Regions from separate parts of the Homo sapiens genome. Here region 1 is linked to region 2. Evidence: chromatin contacts called from ENCODE Hi-C or POLR2A ChIA-PET data. All regions are on one chromosome and are shown on one strand. Each heading gives the region's core, a stretch centred on a gene start or an enhancer-like site at or near the end of the contact. The rest is flanking DNA. Distances are from core to core; before and after follow the strand shown.

Evidence for each region. A loop is a pair of places that touch in the nucleus more often than their neighbours do. ChIA-PET counts read pairs that join two places held with the same protein, here RNA polymerase II (POLR2A). Pooled maps may share reads with other maps.
Region 1: a loop to region 2 is called in a pooled map, with 13 times the contacts of the local background. The contact joins two enhancer-like sites. A Hi-C loop is called at or near these places in 1 of 50 pooled maps. POLR2A ChIA-PET finds 5 or more read pairs at or near these places in 2 of 52 experiments (GM12878 and activated naive CD8-positive, alpha-beta T cell).

The regions. Positions count from the first base shown.
Region 1 is chr22:24,993,176-24,996,013 of GRCh38, reverse strand. The region is part of intron 1 of KIAA1671; the gene reads right to left. Among named protein-coding and RNA genes, the nearest start is that of KIAA1671, 42 kb to the right of the region's middle. RefSeq lists an enhancer at 633-1,230. Within about 2 kb of position 1,518, at least 8 of the 41 ENCODE cell types and tissues checked have a DNase peak (open chromatin) inside an H3K27ac peak, as active enhancers do.
Region 2 is chr22:24,485,361-24,488,245 of GRCh38, reverse strand. The region is part of intron 1 of ADORA2A-AS1 (ADORA2A antisense RNA 1); the gene reads left to right. Among named protein-coding and RNA genes, the nearest start is that of ADORA2A-AS1, 8.3 kb to the left of the region's middle. Within about 2 kb of position 1,610, at least 3 of the 41 ENCODE cell types and tissues checked have a DNase peak (open chromatin) inside an H3K27ac peak, as active enhancers do.

The DNA.
Region 1 (2,838 bases), core at 269-2,768, 510 kb before region 2:
CACCAGTTAGTTCAGAGGACACTGTGGTCAGGGGATGACATGCAGGAGTAGCAGCTGGGTGCCCCCAGTCTCCTCCCCTTGTCTGTATCCCTCTGTACAACTGTTCAGAACAGGGACTTCCAGAGCCAGTCATCTCCATCTGTACTAGCTGTGTGACCTTGGGCAACTCACTCTACCTCTCTGAGCCTCATCTTCCTCATCTATAAAATGGAAGCAAGGGTAGGTACTTCACATGCTTTTGTGAGGATTAAATGAGATCACATACATGAAGTGCTTAGCATAATGCCAATGGTCAACACCTACATCAGTAATTGTCCTCATAACCGTATTATTATTAATCATTGAAAGAGACTGGGGGTGGGCATGGTGGCTCATGCCTATAATCCCAGCACTTTGGGAGGCCAAGGCAGTGGACTGCTTGAGCTCAGGAGTTGGAGACCATCCTGGGCAACGTGGCGAAACCCAGTCTCTACAGAGAATACAAAAACGATTAGCCAGACATGGTAGCTCCTGCCTGTAGTCCCAACTACTAGGGAGGCTGAGGTAGGAGGATCGCTTGAGCCAGGGAGGTTGAGGCTGCAGTGAGTCATGACTGCACCACTGCACTCCAGCCTGGGCGAGAGTGAGACCCTGCCCCTGCCAAGAAAAAAAAAAAAAACCTTGGCCGGGCGCAGTGGCTCACGCCTATAATCCCAGCACTTTGGGAGGCCAAGGTGGGCAGATCACGAGGTCAGGAGATCGAGACCATCCTGGCTAACATGGCGAAACCCTGTCTCTACTAAAAAAATACAAAAAATTAGCCAGGCATGGTGGCGGGCACTTGTAGTCCCAGCTACTCAGGAGGCTGAGGCAGGAGAATGGCGTGAACCCGGGAGGCGGAGCTTGCAGTGAGCTGAGATCGCGCCACTGCACTCCAGCCTGGGTGAGAGAGCGAGATTCTGTCTCAAATTAAAAAAAAAAAAAAAAACCTAACATACAAACAGAGACGGGATGAGGCAGGAGCCTGGAGTTAGGCTGCACAGCTTCTGCACAAATGCAGGAACGTGGCTGGAAAGCAGGAGGAGGAACAGGCCTTGTCTCCCATCCCAAGGGGATAGAGTGGACCCCTCGCCCCAACTCCATCCCAAAAGATGCAAGGAAGCAAAGAGGCCTGGAAAGTGTATACAGCAGGTGCTCAGGATACAACAGCTCTGACGATGATACAGTTCATTCTTAAAAGGGGACCCCAAGAAAATGACCTCTCTGGGCTCAGAGATCCTTACATGCCTAAAGAGTCGCCTTTCTGCAAACAGCCCTGGATCTCAGGCAGAAGCAGGAACAGGGAAGCCACTCCTTTGTCAGAGCCTCTGACCTCATGCGCTGGTTCACCTGAGCCACGGTCGCCCTCTGCCTGCTGGAGCCAGCCAGGTCCTCACAAGAGGTGTGCCACCCCAGGCACCACAGGGTGCCTGGGAAGAGCCTACTCTGTCATACCAAACACTGTTGGACTCCACCCAAATCCTCTCAGCACTAGTGGATAACTTTCTGTTGCTGGGGGATAAATACCCCAGCTACCTAGCACTCAAGTCGGATAATTTAATGGCATGTTCTATAGGCTCCCAGAGGTCCCCAGCACAGCTGAGCCCCAGCTGTTCCCCAAGGTAACCTGCTCCTTATCTCACCCTAATGGTACACTGCCACCCAAATAAACTGCTTGCCTTTGCACCCTTGACTTAGGCTCTGCTTCTGGGGGAACCCAACCTATGACACCACTCTTTCCTAGAATCACTGACTCACAATAGAAGGACTGGCTTGGAAAACAAGTTCCCTCCTAAGGTGTCGTGACACAGTGGGGAGACACACCCCATTTTGAAATGTGTCAGCAAACCACTGACTACCAAGATGATGAGGTTGTAACACTTGCACTTGCTGAATTTTTTTTTTTCTCTTCTGAGACGGGAGTTTTGTTCTTGTTGCCTAGGTTGGAGTGCAATGGCGTGATCTTGGCTCACTGCAACCTCCACCTGCTGGGTTCAAGCGATTCTCCTGCCTCAGTCTCCTGAGTAGCTGGGATTACAGGCGCCCTCTACCATGCCCGGCTAATTTTTTTGTATTTGTAGCAGAGACAGGGTTTCACCATGTTGGCCAGGCTGGTCTCGAACTCCTGACCTCAAGTGATCCAACTGCCTTGGCTCCCAAAGTGCTGGGATTACAAGCGAGAGCCACCATACCCGGCTGCACTTGCTGAATTTTTAAAAGTTGCTCTTTTTCCAATTTTTCCAAAAGATGATATTGACCTATTATGTGCCATACTCCATGTTTGGTGATAGAGCAATGTGGATAAACTCACAATTTCCTGTTTACGTGGAGTTTAGAGCAGGTGGAAGGTGGAAAAGACAGGCAATGGATAAGCCATGCACCAAGACAAAGACAGTAGCATGTGACAAGGGAGGTGATGGGAACAGGGTTTGTGATGTGAATAGCAGCTGGGCTGCACAAATTGGGTGATCAGGAAGGATTCCTGGAGGAGGTGACCTATCAGCTGAATGACCTACAGTCAGAGGGAGCCGGCCAAGGGAAAGCCATGAGGTCTAGAGTCAGAAAAGAGCTTGGGGCATGGAAGGAACAGAAATTTCTGCTTGCACAGCTGGAGTAGAGTGAAGGGAAGTATCATGGGCTGACTTTGGAGAGAAGACAACGGACAGGGTCTTGCAGGACTCTGAGGCCATCTATGAGAGTGTGTCTGGGGCTCTCCCAGAATCACCTTCCTCACCCTGCCTCCCTAGCACTCCAACCTGCTTTCCTGAGTGGGAGAGGGTGGAGTTACCGCCTGCCTGCCAGGAGCCTCACTGAGTCTCC
Region 2 (2,885 bases), core at 361-2,860:
GTTGTTTCTTAAGGATAAAGGAATGGCATGTCTTTGAGTCTACAGTGATTTGCATATAACTGGCACTCAATAAATGATTGTTGAATCAAATTGGACACCATATCAGTATTGATAAATATTTAGAGACAAGGTCTCAATTTGTTGCCCAGGCTGGAGTGCACTGATGCAATCATAGTCACTTACCGGGTTCCTTTAGCTATATTAACTCAGCGGCTTATTTAGCCTGCTTTTGAAAAAGACCACCTTTGGCTGTAGCAGATTTATAATTATTTCCTTTCAACATGACTTCTAGCTGTCTCTGCACCCTGGTTATCTAGAACACAAGTGGTCTAAATCCTCAAGTGGCTCTAACAATGGTAGATATTGGGGGAGCTGCTTCATATAGCACAAATCTGTTTACTGGGAAGTCGCTGGTTCAGCATCTCATGGTTCATCCCTCTCTGATTAGCTTCCTGGCCCATATTCCCTTGGATTAGGAGTTTGGTGGGATCCTTAGCCATAACATTCTTGAGTTGCAGAGAATGTGTATCTCAGATCCCATTTTCAGAAATGTCCTTGCTGTAGATAACAGACAGTTACCTACTTGTATCTTGAGAAATAGTAGTGTAAGAGAAAGAAGATTGGTCTGAATACTGGTTAGAATATAAATATGTTCTAATCCTGGTTTTACTATTAGGTAACTGAAACTTTAGGTGCATTATTTGATACCTCTTCCTAATCTTCAAAGATATTAGACTAATTCTCATAGATTCTATGATTTTATGATTAACGGAGTATGAGATCCTTTTTAAAATCCAGATGGCAAGGGCAAGCAGAGCAGATGTTGCCTGACACTTACAGGAGAACGCCCTGGATAAGAGTGCCTTAATCACACGGACTGGGTCTCACTTGTGTGGGAATACCATGGGTCCCATAAGGACTGAACTGGACTAGAAATGAGAACACCCTGGATATGAGTGCCTTAATCACATGGGGTGGGTCTCACTTGTGTTGGAATACCATGGGTACAATAAGGACTGAACTGAACTAGAAATGAGGATAATGATACCTTCCCCACTTTCTTGAAGGAATGGAATAAGCTAAGTTGAAATATCTTTGAAAATCTATATAGCATTATCTCTATAGATGCTATTTTTAATCAAGGAGAAGGTGTTTAGATATAATTCTTCCATGGCAAATTATAAATATACCATCTTTAATGTACTGGATACTTATCTTTGCGTTGTTTTTTTCAGTGGTGATAATGGCTTTGCATTGAATCATTTATAGTCTTTCCACCAGTTCTTCTCGGGATAAATAGCATACATTTGAAAGATCGGTAATTTTGAGAAGGCTGCATGAGACCATGAAACAAAGCAAAGCTGACTAGCCTAAGCTGAACTCCAGTCCATGACTCATCACTAGTTTGTCTAATCATTTAGGATAGCAAACTAAGCATAGGCTTATGTATGACAGGAATGCAAAATCCCAGGTTGAATTTTTGGGCCCCAAATTTCATGAAGTATCAATGTGATAAATCTTTCTCTTTACCACTTCCTCCCCGCTAAAACAATTGCAGAAGTATGCATTGGGCCTAGCAGCAGTACGTGTGGCTGAATTAGGGGTATTGAGTTGACTAGAAGCTCAATGTGAGTCAACAGTGTGTGTGGCTGCCAAAAAAAGCTGATATAATCTTAGGTTGCATTATGAGAAGTATAGTGTGCAGAACACAAGGAAGATGACTATCTCATTCTGTTCTGTGCTGACCAGAGCACACCTGAAATTAATCTAGCTCTGGGATAGCTACACGACATATAGATCATCTTGAATATGCAGAAAAGAGAGATCTAACAGCAACAACAACAACAAAATGTTAAAGGCACTTGGAACATATATTTAGCAAAACAAGGCAAACAAACTCAGGAAGGATATTGTCACTTCATTCAGATTTCTGAAGGGGCCACATATAAGAGGTTTTTATTTGTTCCACATGTCCCTAAGGAGAGGAGCTGGAGTCAATGGATAGAAACTAAGGGAGGAGGCCAGGCGTGCTAGCTCACGCCTGTAATCCCAGCACTTTGGGAGGCCGAGGCGGGTAGATCATGAGGTCAGGAGTTCAAGACCAACCTGGCCAACATGGTGAAACCCCGTCACTACTAAAAATACAAAAATTAGCTGGGCATGTTGGCATGTGCCTGTAATCCCAGCTACTTGGGAGGCTGAGGCGGGAGAATTGCTTGAGCCAGGACCCGGGAGGCAGAGGTAGCAGTGAGTAGCAGTGGGCTGAGATCGTGCCACTGCACTCCAGCCTGGGCTACAGAGCAAGACTCTGTCTCAAGAAACTTAGGGAGGATATTTCAGGCCAATACAGTTATTTTCATTGGGTGATATAAAAAAAAATGAAATAGGCAGTCTCTGCAAGTGATGAGTTCTCATTCAGGGTGTTCAGGTACGGTCCAGATGACCACTTGGTGGGAGTGTTGTAGAAGATAGTCAGTCATCAGATGGGTAGTTGAATTACAGTCTGTGATTTCTGTATATTGCTGTAATATGAACCAAGAAAACCTTAGGGATGTCAAATCCAAAGAACCATAAATAAGCCAAAGAACGATACAAGACAGCCTGGTATTTGATGAAGTAAAAGTCAGTAACTGTGAGTTTACTGAAGAGCCAGATGATGGGAAGATTTTATTATTAACTTTTTTAAAAGTATGTTTGGTTGGATTTGGTTTAAAGGAAACACTTTATTGCAAGAGTATTTGGACCCTAGTTTCTGGAACCTAATGGTGAAAAGAGTTCTGGTCCCAGAATCTGGGGATGAAACAACTACCTCATGGTTGCAAAGAGCAATTTCAAATTGGAAGTGGTTGTATCTGGAGAATCGTAAGGGGACAAAAATCGATGGG